Regions from separate parts of the Homo sapiens genome. Here region 2 is linked to region 1. The links are chromatin loops, found by intact Hi-C in ENCODE. Cell type or tissue: endothelial cell of umbilical vein. All regions are shown on one strand. Links, peaks and the distances in the headings refer to the core of each region. The heading gives the core; the rest is flanking DNA.

What was found. A loop is a pair of places that touch in the nucleus more often than their neighbours do. Peaks named below come from ENCODE experiments on the same cell type or tissue, not always from the same donor. Only the 100,000 strongest peaks of a DNase experiment are listed, where the experiment ranks them.
Region 2: a loop joins it to region 1, with 6 times the contacts of the local background. A loop is called at or near these places in 2 of 110 quality-filtered maps.

The regions. Positions count from the first base shown.
Region 1 is chr5:169,159,282-169,168,357 of GRCh38, reverse strand. All of the region lies in intron 4 of SLIT3 (slit guidance ligand 3), which reads left to right. Among named protein-coding and RNA genes, the nearest start is that of MIR585, 100 kb to the left of the region's middle. RefSeq lists enhancers at 2,815-3,679, 3,680-4,546. In endothelial cell of umbilical vein, for the core only: no CTCF peak of the experiment used is centred there; DNase peaks (open chromatin) are centred at 3,697, 5,727 and 6,997; H3K27ac peaks cover 2,994 bases.
Region 2 is chr5:169,346,795-169,355,870 of GRCh38, reverse strand. No RefSeq gene overlaps it. Among named protein-coding and RNA genes, the nearest start is that of SLIT3, 50 kb to the right of the region's middle. In endothelial cell of umbilical vein, for the core only: no CTCF peak of the experiment used is centred there; DNase peaks (open chromatin) are centred at 1,380, 4,790 and 5,650; H3K27ac peaks cover 2,431 bases.

The DNA.
Region 1 (9,076 bases), core at 431-8,430:
GAACAATAGAAGACAAGATTGTAGAATATTTATTATCTTTTAAAGTTATTTTTCACCTTATTAAGAATGATTTGAGTGAGCGGTTTTGGATATAATACTAAATCACAGTTTTGTAAGATGCATAGCCTACTTTCTGGAAACTGTTTTCATTACTGCTAGACTGTAGGAAGGGGCTGACCCGTGCTTAGAGTGAAGGGCCCAGGAGGATGTGAGGGATTTGGGTTCTGTTGACCTACGGTGTAGGAGAAATGCTTGAAGAGATGGGGAGGAGCTCCCACAGGAAATTCTCATGTTTGTGCCAGTCTTTGTTGCCAGAAATCTCAACAGAACATGAAAGTTCAGATCCCCAGAGTGGACAGGCTAGGAAATTCTCAGGTAGAGTTCCAAGAGAGATGTGTGTACCTTCCTTCAGGAGGAGTAAGGGGAAACGGGGGCAAACTGGGGCAAATTATGGAGAAGTTCCTTGATTGCTGGCATATGGCCAGTGGCCAGAGACCCTGCTGGGACAACAGACTGGGGACTAGGTAGTGCAGCCAGAGTGTCAGTGAGGGGTTGCTGGGTGGCAGGTGGGCGGGGCAGAGGGTGCTAGGAAGTGGGTAGAGGAAGCAGAAGTTCAGGTACCAGAAGCCAGCCTGCCTGGGTTGCCACCCTCTGCTCCTTACCAGTGCAGATTAGCCTCTCAGGGTCTCAGTTTTGTCATCTGTGAAATGGGCATGATCATAGTACTTCGCTCCCAGGATTGCTGTGAGGATTAGGTGAATTATTGCTTAAAAGTGCTTAGAGGCCGGGCGCGGTGGCTCAAGCCTGTAATCCCAGCACTTTGGGAGGCCGATGTAAGCGGATCACGAGGTCAGGAGATCGAGACCATCCTGGCTAACACGGTGAAACCCCGTCTCTACTAAAAAACAAAAAAAAGTTAGCCAGGTGTGGTGGTGGGCACCTGTAATCCCAGCTACTCGGGAGGCTGAGGCAGGAGAATGGCGCAAACTTGGGAGGCGGAGCTTGCAGTGAGCCAAGATCGCACCACTGCACTCCAGCCTGGGTGACAGAGTGAGACTCCATCTCAAAAAAAAAAAAAAAAAAAAAAAAGTGCTTAGAACAGGGCCTGGAACCAAGAAGTCATTCAGTTCATATTGGTCAATATCATCGGTTTTTTTTGTTTTGTTTTGTTTTTGTTTTTGTTTTTAAGAGACAGGGTCTCACTCTGTTGCCCAGGCTGGAGTGCAGTGGCACAACCATAGCTCACTGCAGCCTTGAACTCCTGGGTTCAAGCAATCCTCCCACCTCAGCCTCTAGAGTAGCTAGGACTATAGGTGTACATTATCATGTCTGGCTAATCTTAAAATGTTTTTCAGACATGGAGGGGTCTCGTTAGTTTGCTCAGGCTTTTCTCAAACTCCTGGCCTCAAGCATCCTCTCACCTCAGCCTCCCCGAGCACTGTGGGATTACAGGCGTGAGCCGCCGTGCATGGCCAGTCATTGTTATTAACAAAGGGATAGGGGAGGTACATGGGAAAGTCACTTTGGAGAATATTCTACATTCTCCAAGTGACATGGGATCATACACAAACCTATCTAGATAGGAGGCATCATTCTTTTCATTTCTTCCATTCTGGAGTTACTCTCACCTGTGCTTTTTGGGCAATGACTGAAGTAAACCAGAAACTGGAAACAATGAGGCCTGTAGCATTAGGAAGGTGATATTGGGGATGGACTGGGTGGGTTGAAGAGGGCATGGTAATAATACCATGGAGCACCTGTCGAGCTCCCACCCTTTTGTTATGTGCTGAATTTACCTAACCACAAACAGATGCCAGGAGAGGTGAAGTGACTTGATCAAGATCCCACAGCTGCATTATAATGAGGTCTCACTAGCATGCAGACCGAGATGTGTGTGACTCTGGGACTCTCGCTGTTTCTGCCACCTCAGCCCACTCCCCCATTGCTCAAGATGATCTCCACTGCCCTGCGAACTGTAATATGGCTCTCATGGGCCTTGATGTGCCCGCTGCTAAATGAAGCATCTGAGCATGAACACGTTGAGAGAATAATTCACCAGGCAGCCCTTTTCTCATTAAGAACATGTGTCAGCAAACGATTCTCTAGCCCAGCATGAACAAGAACTTTGGGGGGAGTCTTTGGTCTCCATGGCAAAGACGGCTAAAAAACAAAGGCAGTGACCCCAGAAGAGGAGGAGGAGAAAAAAATTAGTAGCGTTAGTCTTAGATGGAAAGGTGAAAGAATGTAGTGCTTGGTTTCTGGAGTCAAATCCTGGCTTTGATCTTTACTGTGTGACCTTGGGCAAGTTATTTAACCTCCCTGTTTCTGTTTCTTTATGTGTAAGATAGGCATGATGATATGAATAGTGCCTACCTCTTAGGTTTCATCCCATCAACAAATATCTGCTAAGCACTCATTCAGAGCTAGGCACTCAGAAACTATTTCATTCTAGGTGCTGGGGACATAGCTGGGAATGAAAGAGCAAAATGCCTCTCCTTAGAGGGCTCATATTCTAATGGGACTCCCATTCTAGTGGGGGTGCACTTGATAGACAAGGTAAACACATAAAGCAACTGGTATGTTGGACAGTGATACATGCTAAGGAGAAAAATTACACAAAGCAATTGTCTTTGGGGGTGGAAGGGTGGAGTGAATTTTAGATAAGGTAGCCAAGGAAGGCTTTAATAAGAAGGTGACACTTGAGTAAGGACTTGAAGAAGACTTGAAGAAGGTGAGGGAAGGAGCCATATGCATATTTGGGGAAATATTGAATGAACGAATTTGTCAAATGAATGAATCCGTGAAAAAATAGGGTTGTATGGATGAAATGTGATCACAATAAATGTAACGCACTTAGAATAGTGCAAGATGCATAGTATGTGCTCAATAAATATTAGCTATCTTCATATTTAGCAGATTAGGCAGTGAAGTTGTTGCTGTCACTCCCCCTACTTCTGGCTTTCTGAAAGCATTTTCAAGATACGCAGAAAGGAAGGATACAGAAGCCTCTTCTGATTCTATTAGCAGACTGCATACAATAGGATCTCTCTTTTAGGTTGGCCTAGGCACAAGTTAAGACTCATCACACACACCTGGATTATAAAAATTCTCTTATGCATGCAGCCCTTCTGAGGTTTCTCATACTTTTGTGTAAATTGCATCACTTGTTTCTTCCAACATCCCTGTTGGGTAGCAAGGCAGGTGCCTTTAGTTACCCCCTCCCCTAGCAAAGGCAAGGGATCTAGCATTTCCTGAGCACCTACTATGTGCCAGGCACTCTGCTAGTTGTTTTGCCTATATATGTTGGCTCCCTTATCCCTCCCTAGAGTCCGGGAGGTCATGCATTATCATTACTGTTTGAAAGATGAGGAAATCTAGGTCTGGCTCCCCAGATTGGCACAGCAATAAGCTGCTTGCTGGGCCTGAAGCCCAGGCATCCAACGGCAGGGTATCTTCTGTGGCTCACGCAGTGAGCCTGCCCCCATCTTTGTCCCGAAACCTTGGCATGCCACCCCAGCAGGGCAGCCTTGCCTGGGAAGCCTGGGAACAGGGCGTGTTGTTGGCTTGCAGTTTAATTGAAGTGGAAAGCAGCCCATTGAGACAGGCCCAGATCTGTTAATCCTGCTTGTAGGAATGCTGGAGATAAAAGCAGCCATGGACCTAGAGAACAATAGCTCCACATACCAGCAGGAAAGGGCACTGTCATTGCCCCAAACCAAACAACTGCCAGGGCCTGGAGGGTCTGGCGGGGAAGGCCCAGGATGAGGCTGACTCATAGAGATGACAGAACAGCCCGGAGAGAATGGGAAAATGTAGAAGGCCAAGTTTACCCCAGTGCATATATACTTTGGGGCTGAGTAATGTGGTAGACAAATCACTCCCTTCACCATCCCACCCAGAGTGGAAGCACACCCTGAAGCCTCAAGGATAATTTCTACTTAAAACAGTTGAGTAAAATGGAACCACAGACTCTGCTGCTTCTTCAGGAAAAGGGGCTGCGGTCCTGAGACTCCCAACCCGTTGTGCTAGAATGGGACCTTGGGAAGGAAAGCTTTCTCCGAGGGAATTGAATTAGCCGGAAATATTTAAGATCCCATTTTCCCTCCCATTGGCTTGTATTTACTGGTCTTGATGGGGAGTCCGAGGATGGTACTTAGAGGCCCTGCAATGGAAATTCTAAAACAATTGACCAGACTTTCGAATGTGTGGTTATGTTTAGATGTCTTGGGTTGCTTTCCCCTGACTTTGAAAAGGAGCAGACAAAACATGTTGATTTGCGAACATCCTTCCAGAACATAAATCACTGGGGTGAGTGTGGGGTTGGAGTCTGTCATAGCTCACTGGGAGATGGGCCCACTGCCTGTCTTTCATGGTCTCCCCTTTGCACTCTGCCCTCTGCCCCATGGACATTCTCACTGGGGGCCCGCAAGCATCACCTCTGCCCAGGCCCAAAGGAACGAATGGGGCAAAAGTTTGAGGAATTTGCCTTGGTGAGTTTTATAGAAAAACTAGCCTGAAAGTGGTAAGATTGGAAGAGCGCAGGAGTGGTCACGTCACCCTTCCTTCCGTTGTCCAGTAGAATGACACTAGATAGTTCCTGAACTTCCTTAGTATTTCCCGATATGCTCTCTGCAATGATAAAATATCCAGATTTTATCTGGGCTGATAGCTCATGCTATCTGTCTAATCGCTTTGGTGAGGTTGCCAGCCTCAAGGAGAAATCAGGGAGAATCAGAAATTAAACATTTTTCAGTCATTTTTTTCACACATATAAGTTGCATTTTGGTTGTTCCTCTAGAGAGACACTAGGGAAAAGGGAGCCGCTATGATGTCCACAGCCCTCATTCCAAACACCCATTGATTAAACAGAGCCTGGCTCAGAAAGCCTGTGTCGGGATTAAGGTACTCATGTATCTTAAGTGCAACTTGGATTTCCCAGTTCAACCTGGGCTTCATGCATTGGAGTCTGCACGTTCAAAGTGAAAGTCATGTAAATCAGATGAATTTGACTATCAGCCTGGCACACCTTTTCATTTCCTTTTTTTTCCTCGCACGGTGGCCTGGGCTGGAATGCAATGGCACAATCTTGGCTCACTGCAACCTCCGCCTCCCAGGTTCAAGCGATTCTCCTGCCTCAGCCTCCTGAGTAGCTGGGATTACAGGCACACACCACCATGCCCAGCTAATTTTTGTATTTTTAGTAGAGGCGGGGTTTCACTATGTTGGCCGGGCTGGTCTCGAACACCTGACCTCATGATCCACCCACCTCGACCTCCCAAAGTGCTGGGATTACAAGCGTGAGCCACCGTGCCCAGCCCCTTTTTTAATGATCATCAGAGCCATTTTCTTCTCCCTCCTGTCTGTTATTGAGATATTTACTCTGTGTTGGAATCAGGTTCAAGTTCCCCATTCTCTGCAGGTCTTTCTCCCTTAGAGCTATCTCCCTACTCCTACCTTACCTTCCTATTATGATTTGGCAGTGAATCCTGTATCACCTGGCTGACAGATCTTAATGATGACCCTGGCCATTTAGCAACTAAGCCTCCTACCATGTGCCAGGCATCATACAAGGTCATTGCCCTAACTTCATTTTATCCTTACAGCAGCCTGAAAAGGTAAGGGGAGCCAGGCCCAGTGAGATTAAGTGACTTCATTAAAGTCCCACTCATAACAATCGGGGTCAGGAATGGTGTGAGCTCTGTTTGACCCCAAACCTCTGAACACGGATGCTTTGACTCATGGTGTGGTCAGTGCTGTTGGATAACTTTGCGCACATGCTTGTCTGGTTTTGATAATTAGGGAATATGCTTTGCAGGGCAGGAAGCTCACATTTCTTTGTGTCCCCATGGCATCTGGCACAGCACTTTTCACTCCAAAGACCTGCATGACTGTGTGTTGCTTGAGAGGTCTGAGCAGCTCATGTTCACTTTGTGCTGATAACCTGGAGACAGGAAGGAAAGGAACTTCTTCTCCTGCTGTAAGGGCAACATGGCGATACACAGCACATCTCAAACTCTGTGCATCCCAGTCTCCTGGAGGACTTGTTAAAACAAATCGCTGAACCTACCCACCAGTTTCTGAGCCAGTGGTTCTGCATGGGGCTGGATAATTTGCACATCTACCAAGATCCCAGCTGGTCTTGGACCCCACTTTGAGGATGACTGTCATACTGGGAAGTACAACCCAAATTCGAATCCCATCTCTGTGGCTTACTAACCACGGGCAAGTTTCTAGAACTCTCAAGGATCCAGTAGCACCCTCTGTAATGAAAGCATAATAACATCAACAAGTTGTTGTGAAAATTAACTGAATATCCCATATATACATAGTATTTCTTTAGCAAATACAGATACAGCACTTTATATGTGCTAAACACGTGTTGGCACCCTTTACAAACATGAACTTAATTCTCATAACAAGGCTAGGTAGTAGTCCCTCTGTTTTCTTCCTTGTACAGAGAAGGATACTGAAGCCCAGAGATGGTCTATGACTTGCCCAGGGTCACCCAGCTAGTAAGTGTGCAGAGCTGGGCTATAATCCAGACAGCCTGGCTCCTGAGGCCCCACCCTCAGCTACCACAGTGGACAGTACCTGGCCTGTCTCTTCCCCATTCCCAGGTTACACTAAGAATGGGCCCTACAAAAGGGCAGAGATTATTTTTCTAGTTCATAGGCAGATTAACCATACATGAAAAAAAAAAAAAAAAGACTGTTTTATGACCACAGCTTTGAAACCACATGGTTGGCCTCCCTTCTGATATCAGTATGGTCAGCCGGGAGTGACTGTTTCTCTTTAAACATCTCTGGCACCGAGGTTTATCATTGCTCAAGAGGACGGTGCTTTAAAGAGGCCTTCAGGCTGAAGGAGTGGAGGCGGCAGGATGCGGGTCAGTAATAAAAGTGAAGAGAGATTTGCAGCTCCCCCATGGAGGGCCTCAGGAGTCTAGCCAGTGGGCGGGTACAGAGGCTCGGCCCAAGGAAGGGGCAGTGATGGACAGGGTGGGAGGGGAGCAAATAGTTTCAGCATGGCAGAGTAACTGAAGCTGAGAGGGCAGGCAGTGGGAGAATTCCAGCTATGTCATGGGAAATGGCTATGGCCAGGGCTCTGAATTAGCGGCCGACCACAAATCCCCTGGGACCCTGCCAGGGGTCAGGAGACTGGGGCACCGCTGGGATGCCAAATGGTATGCCATATTTCATTGTCAGAGGAGGAGGAGGCGATTTTAACTGTTATCCCTAGATGTGAGTGCTGGCACTGCCAGGAGCTGAGAGCTGGGTGGGGACGTATGTAGGAGTGAGAGAGAAGCTAGAAAAATCCGCTTTTCATTCCAAGGAACAACATAGAGGAAAGACCAAGCCATGCCGCTGGGGATTCGCATGATCTCAAAGCTTTTTTGGCCACCATCTCTGAAGGCTTTCTGCCCTTTTTTCTTTTCTCTGCAAGGTGAGACATCAAAGTCTCCCATTGCCATGTTAGAGAGCTAAAAGGGAAATGCTGACCTGGATCCCTCAAAGTGTAGGTGGATGGAACAATGGGGCTTCTGGGAGAATGGGCTTCACGTGGTTGGCCTGTTTGACATCTTTGGCTTGGAGCTGAGCAATGAAATGTGGAAAAAAATCAGCTTTGAAAGTAAACGAGCTCAGTGCCCAGCCCACGCTGGGGATGCTGGGAGGGATAGGGTTGTATCACTTGATTCATTCCTCCAGCTTATCTCAAGTCCTGGCACCATGAGGCCTTTATAAATGTTTGTTGAGTGAATGAGGGGACTGATTGATTAATTGCTTAATTATGTCCAAACGGATGATAAATTCAAAAAGAATCTTGGCTAACTCTTTAGAAATGCTTGATGAATTAAAGGTTTTTCTGAACTCATCATCGCCCCCTGTGACTGTGAAAGGAAGCCTTTCACCCAGGCTAAGAGGAATGGACACGTCTCTTTTTTCTTAGGTATTTCACTGGATTTCATTTACACTGTAAATAAAGGTTAATAGCCTAGGCCTTAAAGTTAGACAAGTGAGGTTCACACTGGGCAGGTGAGATGTGTGCCCTTAGGCAAGTCACTTAACTTCTCTGAGCAGTAATTTTCTCATTATAAAAGGAAGATAATAGTAGTGTCTTCCTCCTCAGACCATTAAAATAATCTCTCTGAATGGCATGGCACAGTGATAGACATGTAATAGCCTTCAGTAAGTACAACTCTTTGGGATCAGTGAGGATTAAGTTCAACTAAAGGAACATAAAACCCCTTAGTAATGGCTTAAACAAGGTAGAGATTTGTTTTTCTTTATGAATCTACAATTAGGAAATCTATAGTTGGTATGGTAGTTCTGCTCTACCAAGTGCTCAGAGACCCAGGTTGATTTGGCTTTGTTCTATTATCCCTATGTTGTGGCCTTATCCCAGTAGTCTAAGTTGGAGTGGCAGCCATTATATACATTTTCTAAGAGGCAGAATGAAGGAAAAACAAAAAATGGGAAAGGGCATGTGCTGGTTGCATTTTAAGGGAAGTAGCCATGTAGCACTTTTGCTTATATCACGTTAGCGTATAGTTGGGTCATGCTTTTTTTTGTTTGTTTGTTTAAGAGACGGAGTCTTGCTCTGTCACCCAGGCTGGAGTGCAGTGGTGCAATCTGGGCTCACTGCAAGCTCTGCCTCCCAGGTTCACGCCATTCTTCTGCCTCAGCCTCCCGAGTAGCTGGGCCTACAGGTGCCTGCCACCACGCCCAACTAATTTTTGTGTATTTTTAGTAGAGACGGGGTTTCACCATGTTAGCCAGGGTGGTCTCGATGTGCTGACCTTGTGATCCGCCCACCTCAGCCTCCCAAAGTGCTGGGATTACAGGCGTGAGCTACCGCGCCTGGCCTGGGTCATGCTTTTTAAAAAAATCTACCAGTCTCTGTTTTTTGCTGCTGTTGTTGTTTTGTTTTTTTGAGATGGAGTTTCGCTCTTGTTGCCCAAGCTGGAGTGCAATGGCACGATCTCAGCTCACTGCAATCTCTACCTCCCGGGTTCAAGCCATTCTCTTGCCTCAGCCTCCTGTGTATTTGGGATTACAGGCATGTGCCACCATGCATG
Region 2 (9,076 bases), core at 290-8,289, 190 kb before region 1:
AATCCCAATTCTGCCTTCAAAGGAATTATTGGGATAATTAAATTAAATAATATATAAAATATGTATACAGTGTCTAGAATGCAAATAACAATAACTCATAGTTTTTATTCTTCGTTTCTGTGCACATCTGTAATGGGCTGTTCAGGATGGGGGCATGCCTGATTCAATACTTTTGTCTATTTCTAGTGCCTTGTACCTACTAAGTGTCCATCAATGTACATTGATTAAGGTTAAACATGGTTTTTTATTTTGTTTGTTTGTTTTCCGTTCTGCTGCGCAGGCTGGAGTGCAGAGGCACGATCTTGGCTCATTGCAGCCTCTGCCTTCCAGGTTTAAGCGATTCTCATGCCTCAGCCTCCCGAGTAGCTGGGATTACAGGTGTTACCTGTAAAATTACCACGCCCAGGTAATTTTTGTATTTTTAGTGGAGATGAGGTTTTGCCATGATGACCAGACTGGTCTCAAACTCCTGATCTCAAGTGCTCCACCCGCCTCGGCCTCCCAAAGTGCTGGGATTACAGGCATGAGCCACAGTGCCTGGCCAAGGTTAAAAATGTTTTTGAGGAAAAGTACAGGAATGATTGAATTTGCTTTGTACCTAGATCCATATCTAAATAGGAACTATAAAAGTCACCTTCATGTTTTTTTTTTCTTTAAGCCCCATGCCAGCCTGGATACCTTTGTCATTTTTAAAGAAATTATTTATGAATGGTAAGAAATCATTCAGAAATGATTTAGGGAAATTCATCCAATCTCCCTCTCAGTGCAAATGTTTCTCATGCAATACCTGTGATTCAGCATCTTTTTCAGGTTTGTCATCAGTCCAGAGCTTTATGGGGGAAAGAATCTCCTAAAACAACTGATGTAGGCGAGGGGTCCATCAATACCACTGGCTCTGAGATTCCACTATAGCCCCCAGGACTGCCCACGGGCTCTTGGTTCTTTGCTATTTTCTCTGGTTGTCATTTTTGTCTGCAATCCCCATAATACAGAAAGTTTGACTCAGTGTGTTTAAGGATCAATTTCTTTTCCTTCATTATGCCTAGATTCTAGTGAGTCTTTTCAGTCCTTGAATATTGACATTTTTTTCAGCACAGAAACATTTAAATCTATTTTTACCTTTGACCATTGCTTCTAGCTCCATTTTACAGCACTATTTGTCCATATCTTGAATCTTTAATCTCTTGTCTCCAATTCTCTATGTCTTTATGACTTTGTTCTCTTTTTGTTAATTTTTAAATTTTGAGATCATTGTAGATTCACATTGTAATTGTAAGAAATAATACAGACACATCCCATGTACCCTTTGCTCAGGTTTCTCAGGGTAATATCTTGCCAAAATATCACAATCAGGATGTTTACATTTACATGATCCACCAATCTTATCAGATTTTCTGTTTTACTTGTACTGGTGTGGGTATGAGTAATCTGGGTGAGTGTGTGTGAAAGCGTATGTATTACTTAGTGTAAATACTTAGTTATGTGTAACTTTATTACATATGTTGGTCTGTGTATCCACCACCACAGTCAAGACAGTTTTATCTCCACAAATATCACCCCTGTTGCCTTTTTATAACCACATCCATCTCCCTTCTGTCCCACTTTATACTTTGTGTTTTTGTTATAGTTGTTGTTGTTTGTTTTTTTGAGACAGAGTCTCACTCTGTCTCCCAGGCTGGAGTGCAATGGCGTGATCTTGGCTCACTGCAACCTCTGTCTCCCGGGTTCAAGTGATTCTCCTGCATCAGCCTCTAAGTAACTGGGATTACAGGCACCTGCCATCATGCCCAGCTAATTTTTGTATTTTTGTAGAGACAGGGTTTCACCGTGTTGTCCAGGCTGATCTTGACCTCAGGTGATCTGCCCACCTCAGCCTACCAAAGTGCTGGAATTACAGGTGAGCCGCCAGGCCCGACCCCCAACTTCACACTTTGCTCTTTTTCTCTGCATTAAAATTTTGTATTTGTCAACTCTATTATTGACTTGATTTTCTGCAATATTAATTCTGACCTTTACTGCCTCTAGTAAAAATGGTAATTCTACTGTCATACTTTGTTTCCTCACAATCCTTTTTTAAAAATCTTATTTGTAAATCTTTTTTATACATCTTTATTTTTCCAGGTTTATTGATATATAATTGAGGAATTGTATAAATGTAGGTTGTAAAACATGATGTTTTTATATGTATACATTGTGAAGTGATTACCACAATCAAGTTAATTAACACCTATCATCTCATTCATTACCTTTGTGTGTGTGTGTGTGTGTGTGTGTGTATGTAGAACACTTGAGATCTACTCTTTTAGCAAATTTCAAGTATACAATACATTATTATTCATATCTCTTGTTTTATTGTCCTCTTTTCCCTTTGTGGCTATTTTCATATAAACATAAAATTGTGTAGAAGCCTGGAGAATCATCTAACCCAGGCAGGCAAATATGCTGACACATGTTTCTCTCCAATGGCAGACATTTCTGGTCAAATACTGCTTATGGGATGCAGTACACCCAGCAAATACAACTAATCGATTGAATATGGCCTGCAAAAGCAAGCCTGTTTGCCATTTGTGGTCTCTTCCAATCCTTCATTTTACAGATGGAGAAACTAAGGACAAACAAGAGAGCATGTACCAAACGTGTTCAGGTAAGTTAGTGCTAGAATTTCGTACTATCTGAAAATGATGAAATGGAAATCCATTGCCATTTGCATTCAGATAGTTCCGAGCGACTTGGCCTCAGGGAAGTTTTTCATCTGAGTTGGATCTATGGTACTTCTGGAAGGCCAAGAACTCTCGGGAAGGATCTGCTGACAAAGCTATTTTTCAAAGAGGAGAAGGAAGGATAGAGGATCCCACCTCTAAGGCTTTACTCTACTCGTTCTATTATTGGAGACTTCTCTTTTCTGCCTTTCTCTTGTGCTAGTCAAATCATGCTTAAAAAGCAAGTAGGATTTGGCCGGGTGCAGTGGCTCACGCCCGTAATCCCAGCACTTTCGGAGGCCAAGGTGGGCAGATCACCTGAGGTCAGGAGTTCAAGACCAGCCTGGCTAACATGGTGAAACCTCGTCTCTACAAAAATACAAAAAATAGCTGGGCATGATGGCAGGTGCCTGTAATCCCAGCTACTTGGGAGGCTAAGGCAGGAGAATCACTTGAACCTGGGAAGCAGAGGTTTCAGTGAGCTGAGTTAGAGCCACCGAACTCCAGCCTGGGCAACAGAGCGAGACCTCGTCTCAAAAAAAAAAAAAAAAAAAAAAAAGCAAGTAGGATTCAATTAGGCTGTGTGTGATTAAAAATACAAAATAGCACTGGTGAGAATGGATATTGAAGGACAATTTGCCATCTCTAACCCAAAGGATACTACCATATATGTAGACCTTACTTCAGAAGAGAGGCAGTTTTACTTAATGGGTGGAGCCATAGACGCTGGGTCCAGCTTCCTGGGTTTAAAGGCTTATTAGCTGTGCTTACCTCTAGAGCTTATTAGCTGTGTTCCTTGAGCAAGTTACTTCATCTCTTTCTGCTTCAGCTTCTTTATCTGTAAAATGAGGATTATAACATCAGTACCTGCCTTACAGCAATGTTGTAAAGATTAAATAAACCAACCTATGCAAAATACTTGAAAGGGTTCCTGGCATAAAGTAAGCAATATATAAGCATATAAATATAAATCTAATTACCATTTTCAACATGTTCCAGACACAATGCATATATTGGTCTTATGAAGTAGATATTTATTTTCTCATAAATGAAACAAAGACTCGGGAAGTTATACAACAAAAATAAATCCTGATAAGAATAGAGAAGAGAAGGTTCCTATTGCCAGCCTGGGGAAGTCCTTGAAAGCTTTAGGGAAGAGCAGGCAGATGAGTACAGATGAAAGGAAGGGGAGCATTGAAACATGAATAGATGGAGAAAAAGAAAAACATTCCATGCAGTGTCGTGGGTGCCAGGTCTCCTGGGAGAGGACATTAGATGCCCAGACTTGGACCAGCAATGACATTCCATTCACTATGCATTGAATGAGCATCCATTAAATACATACCATGACACAATTATGATGGGAAACGTAAGATAATACATGTAACCCCAGCCTCAGTATGTCTACTATATGTTCTGCCAAAATAGAATGAGTAGGTGAGGTGGAGGTTGCTGACCTTCATGCCCACCCTTTTATTGCATTATTTTCTAATAAATTCCTGAGCACTGAGCAGATGAAATATGCCAAAGAAATAATACTTTGAGGTCCATTCCTCTGTTACCAAAACTGTCATCAGAGTTTGTCTCCTCATTGGTAGCTTCAGAATAGGCTTTGCAAACACAAATGCCTATAGGGCCAAAAAGGCCCTTGAATGTTACTACACAAGTGAAACATTCTGGATATAAGTGCAGGGGCATCAGAATGTAAAAATCGGGGTGAAGACTCTGGAAACCTAGGGAGCACACCACCTGTACCAGGGATATCCATTCTTCACTTGCAGTGGGTTATTGCCAGGTCTTTCAATGCTTTAACAGAATCAGAAATGTGGTATGTAATGTAAAAGCTCCTTATCTTTAAAATGTTGCATCAAATATTGTAAACAAAACTAGGTGTGCCAAACAAAACATGTTCGAATGTCATTTTTTAAAAACTCTTGGCTACCAGCTGGAGCTCAAACAAACAATGACATGCAGTGAATGCTCTTATCCTTTCCAGGTCTCTAAGAAAACCCAAAGTCCCTGCCTCCAACCTTCCTCCCCGACAGATACCCACACTACATCCCCTCGCTCCTACTGGCTCCCCAGACAATGAGCTGGACAATATGACCCAAGAATTTCACTGCCAAGGTATTGCTGCCAAGGTTTTCGAGTTTCAAGTCCCTAGTTTAGAGTGAGTCATCTCAAATTCAATTAGTGGAGAGTTCCTCTGGGTTCAGTCACCAGTGGCAGAGGGAGAAATGACTCAGACGGTGGAGCATGCAGTGCCTAATGGGTCCAGCATGTGGGGGCTTTTGAGATTGTTGGGCACGGTGCTCATGGTGCCCGAGGGGAGTACAAAGCGGGGCTGGAGGTTGCAACATGCTCTCAGCTCAACTCATTGTTGGCTCTTTTGGACTGAAAGATATTTGAGATATTTGTATTTGACCTCAAACATATGGTGGATCTAGCACCTCAAGGATATATATTATTATAAGCCTGTTGGCTCCTATTCCAGCCTCGTTTCCTTCTGCCAGCCTGAACTGCACATTTTGCATTCTGGCATTACCAAACTATTGTAATTCCCCAGGCTCTTTCTTGCCTCTATACCTTAGTGGTGCCATTGTTTCCCTGGAATACCTATATGTGCTTCTGACAAACTCCTTTTTGTGCTTTAAAGCTCCAAACAGACATCACTACTTTTGGGAAAATAACTCTAACACCCCCCCATTTGTTAAACTTGTATTCTTCCTTTGTCCATCTATAATTTGAACTTACTTTTCACATTGTATAAAAACCATTTGCTTATCTGCTTGTCTGCCTAGTTAAGGAGAAGCCTTTAAGGTCAGAAAGCTTGTAATATTCTTCTTTACAGATGAAAGTACCTTATGCATGGGCAGGCAGTCCATCATAGTTTACAGAGCAATCTTGGATTGAAATACCACACAGCTCTGAAATGACTCAGCGTGGACTATCTCAATCCTATGGGCCAGACCAACAGTATCATTAACTCAGCCTCTGCCATGTAAGCCCTTCTGAGTTGTCTGTGGTCATAAGCACAATAGTTAGAGCAGGAAACACAGGAATGCACAGATAATCCAAAAGTCAATAGTTTAACCTAGCCCAATCATTCACTCAAATCCAGTAAACATCTTTTGAATAACTGCTCTGTCAGGCACTGTTCTGGGCACTTGGGATATAGCAATCAATAAGATTGCTCTTATAAAGCTTATATGTGGTAGGGAAGAGAAATTAAACCAGTAAATATAAAGAAGAGGATACCAAGTAATAAGTACCCTAAGGAGCATCACACAGGATAATGTGATACAGATGGATAAGGTGGGGTGGGATTTTAGATGGTGTGGCAGGGCTAGTCTTTCTAGGAGCACTGCATTTGTGCTGAGACCTGAATTATGAAGATCTAGCAATAATAAGATGTAAGGACAGAGAGAGCATTTCCATAGACCAGTGGTCTTCAACCTTTTTGGCACCAGGGACTGGGTTTTCCACAGATGGAGGCGAGGGTAGGGATGGTTTTGGGTTGATTCCAGCACATTACATGTGTTGCACACTTTATTTCTATTATTATTACATTGTAATATATAATGAAATAATTATGCAACTCACCATAATGCAGAATCACTGGGATCCCTGGGCTTGTTTTCCTGCAACTAGACTGTCCTATCTAGGGGTGATGGGAGAGAGTGACAGATCAACAGGCATTAGATTCTCATAAAGAGCACCCAACCCAGATCCCTCGCATGTGCAGTTTACAATAGAGTTTGCAGTCCTATGAGAATCTAATCCTGCTGCTGATCTGACAGGAGGTGAGCTCAGGCGGTATTGTGAGCCATGGGGAGTGACCGTAAACACAGATGAAGCTTCACCCACTCACCTACTGCTCACCTCCTGATGTGTGGCCAAGTTCCTAACAGGGCCCCGACCAGTACCATTCTACAGCCTGGGGGTAGGGGACCCCTGCCATAGAGGAAACAATGACTGAAAATACTTGGCACTGGAAATGAACCTTGTATGTTCAAGGAAGAAAGAAGGCCAAAGTGGCTGGAGCAAAGTGAGAGAGGGTAAGAGATAAAATGGAAGGTGTAATCAGGTGCCAAACCAGGAAGTGCTTTATAAGGCCATAGTGAAGAATCCAGATTTTTTTTGATGTGATAAAAAACCAATAGAGGGTTTTGTGCACCTTTCTTCTATTCTGTCACTTTCTTCCAGTGGGGATGTATGCTCTATGAGAGAAGGAGGAGAAACAGTAGAATGGAGTAGCTGAGGCTGAGATTGAGCACAAAATGTCCTTGTGCTTATGGGCCTAACTTCCAACTGAAAGGCATTTACTATTAGTGCTGGGGTCAAAGTCTTGGCAGTGCTATTAGGACACTTGCAGACTCCTTGAGGTGCATCATTATTGGAAAGATTAGACTACCTCAAAGTGCAGTGTCCTTTCTGATGGTTATAGGAATCTTTATGGACCTACATCCTTTTGCCCTATTAAATCGCCTAGAACATTGCTTCTCAAACCTTAACATGTACAAAAATCACCTGATGGTTGTGTTAAAATATGAATCCTGATTTGGTAGAGTTACTGCATTTCCCATCATCTTTTAGGTGATGATGAGACTGCTGGTCTGCGGTCTACCTTTTGAGAAGTCAGAGGACTAAAGTCAAAGTCCTTAGACTGCCTCCAGTTCTACTGTTCAGATCCAGTCCCATTGATTTGAGGGCTGGAGTGTTCTCATATAAAAAGAGGTAGAAGATGAAAAGTAACTGAGATTTGAAATCATATCTAGGCCACTGAACCCTGAACTAGGCAGTGAAGCCAGACGGACCACGCCAAATCAAAGCCCTGGAAGTTTCATGTAGTCATTCCAGACATGCCCCTGAGGCCACCAGAGCCATTTGTTCCAAAATCACTTGGAAGACAGAAAGCAATTTGAAATCATGCCTGAGCCCCAGGCACCCAGGGCTGCCCAGTGGGGTCAGCTGCCCCTGATTGAATGGCACTCCATTTCTGTCCCCCAGAAACACTGGGATCCCCAGCCTGTTCCTTCACGAAGGTTCTCTTTTTGTATTGCTTCAGAGTATTGCACAGGATATTAGCCACTTCCTTCTCTATAATTCATCCTTCCACTTTGCCATCTGGAATATTTCTCTTTTACAAGTGCCTAAGTTGTTACAGTTTGAGGCAGTTGAATCCTAACTTTGCCATTTGGGGTAATTTATTGTTTTTAATGCTTTCTTCCAAAAATTCAGATTCTGTGGTTTGAAACAGAATCCAGCCAAGATTTTTGCTTCCTAGTTGGACATCTGGTTGTCTGTCCTTTCCAGGTCTTCTCTGGGTTTATTTTTCAGCTTCCCGCAAGTGACTATCAGCTCACTCCTCTCACTACATCCATTATTTTCCCCATTCCCAAACACAAAGCCCTTGTGTTTTGTTATTATTGTTGTGACAAACACTGTCATGGCACTGTCATTGACTGTCCTCAATGTCACGGTCACATCCCTTATGTGGGAACTAAGAAAGTTCGTGGGGACCAGTAGGCTGTAGTTTCAGTTGTAACAAAAAGGTACTGTTTACCCTAAAACACCTTCCTACTGATACTCCAAATCCTAATAGATATTTTTTGAGTTACTTATCACATTCTTGATGTCTGGAAGACAGACAATAGGTGGAAATCAGTAAAAGATGAACAATGAGGTTGGAGGAAGGGGACCAAACATTTATTCAGTATTTACTATGTGTCAAAACTGAAACTGAATAGAATAGGTGATATCACCCCTACTCTACAGATGAAGAAACCAATACCCTGAATAGGTTTCCCAAGGAATCCTGAGTTACAGAGCAATGGAGTCAAGATTGAACAAGTTCTAACTCAAAGTCCTTATGTTTGTCATTATTTGATGCCGTGAGGTTAGTACTGGAGGGTTAGATGAGGAACAGGACACCAGGCAGAGAGATGAGAATTGGATTCTGGGAGTATTCGAGTGTGGGATAACTGAGCCTAATCAAGCAGGTAGCCAGAGTGGGCACAGAATTTCAGGACCAGGCACCAGCTACTAGACAGACGCTCCATCATGACCTAACCTTGGCATTATTGCAAGATTTTACAAGCTTCTTATTTATGGGAAGAGCCACACTCTGAATTTGGCTATCTTGAAGGTTACAAGTCAAAGTGAATGGCAGTAACCTGCTTTATGGAAACCCTGAGTAGGTGTAGAGCAAGACAAGTTTATCCCTGGAATCCCTTCCATGATCTTATTTGAAGAAGTATTCTTAGGTAACAATACCCCAATGGTTCCCAACCCATGGGAGCTTCTGAATAGTTAGTACACCTGGGACCCATCCAAGACCAACTGAGTTGGGTTTCTAGGTGTGGGGCCCTGGCATC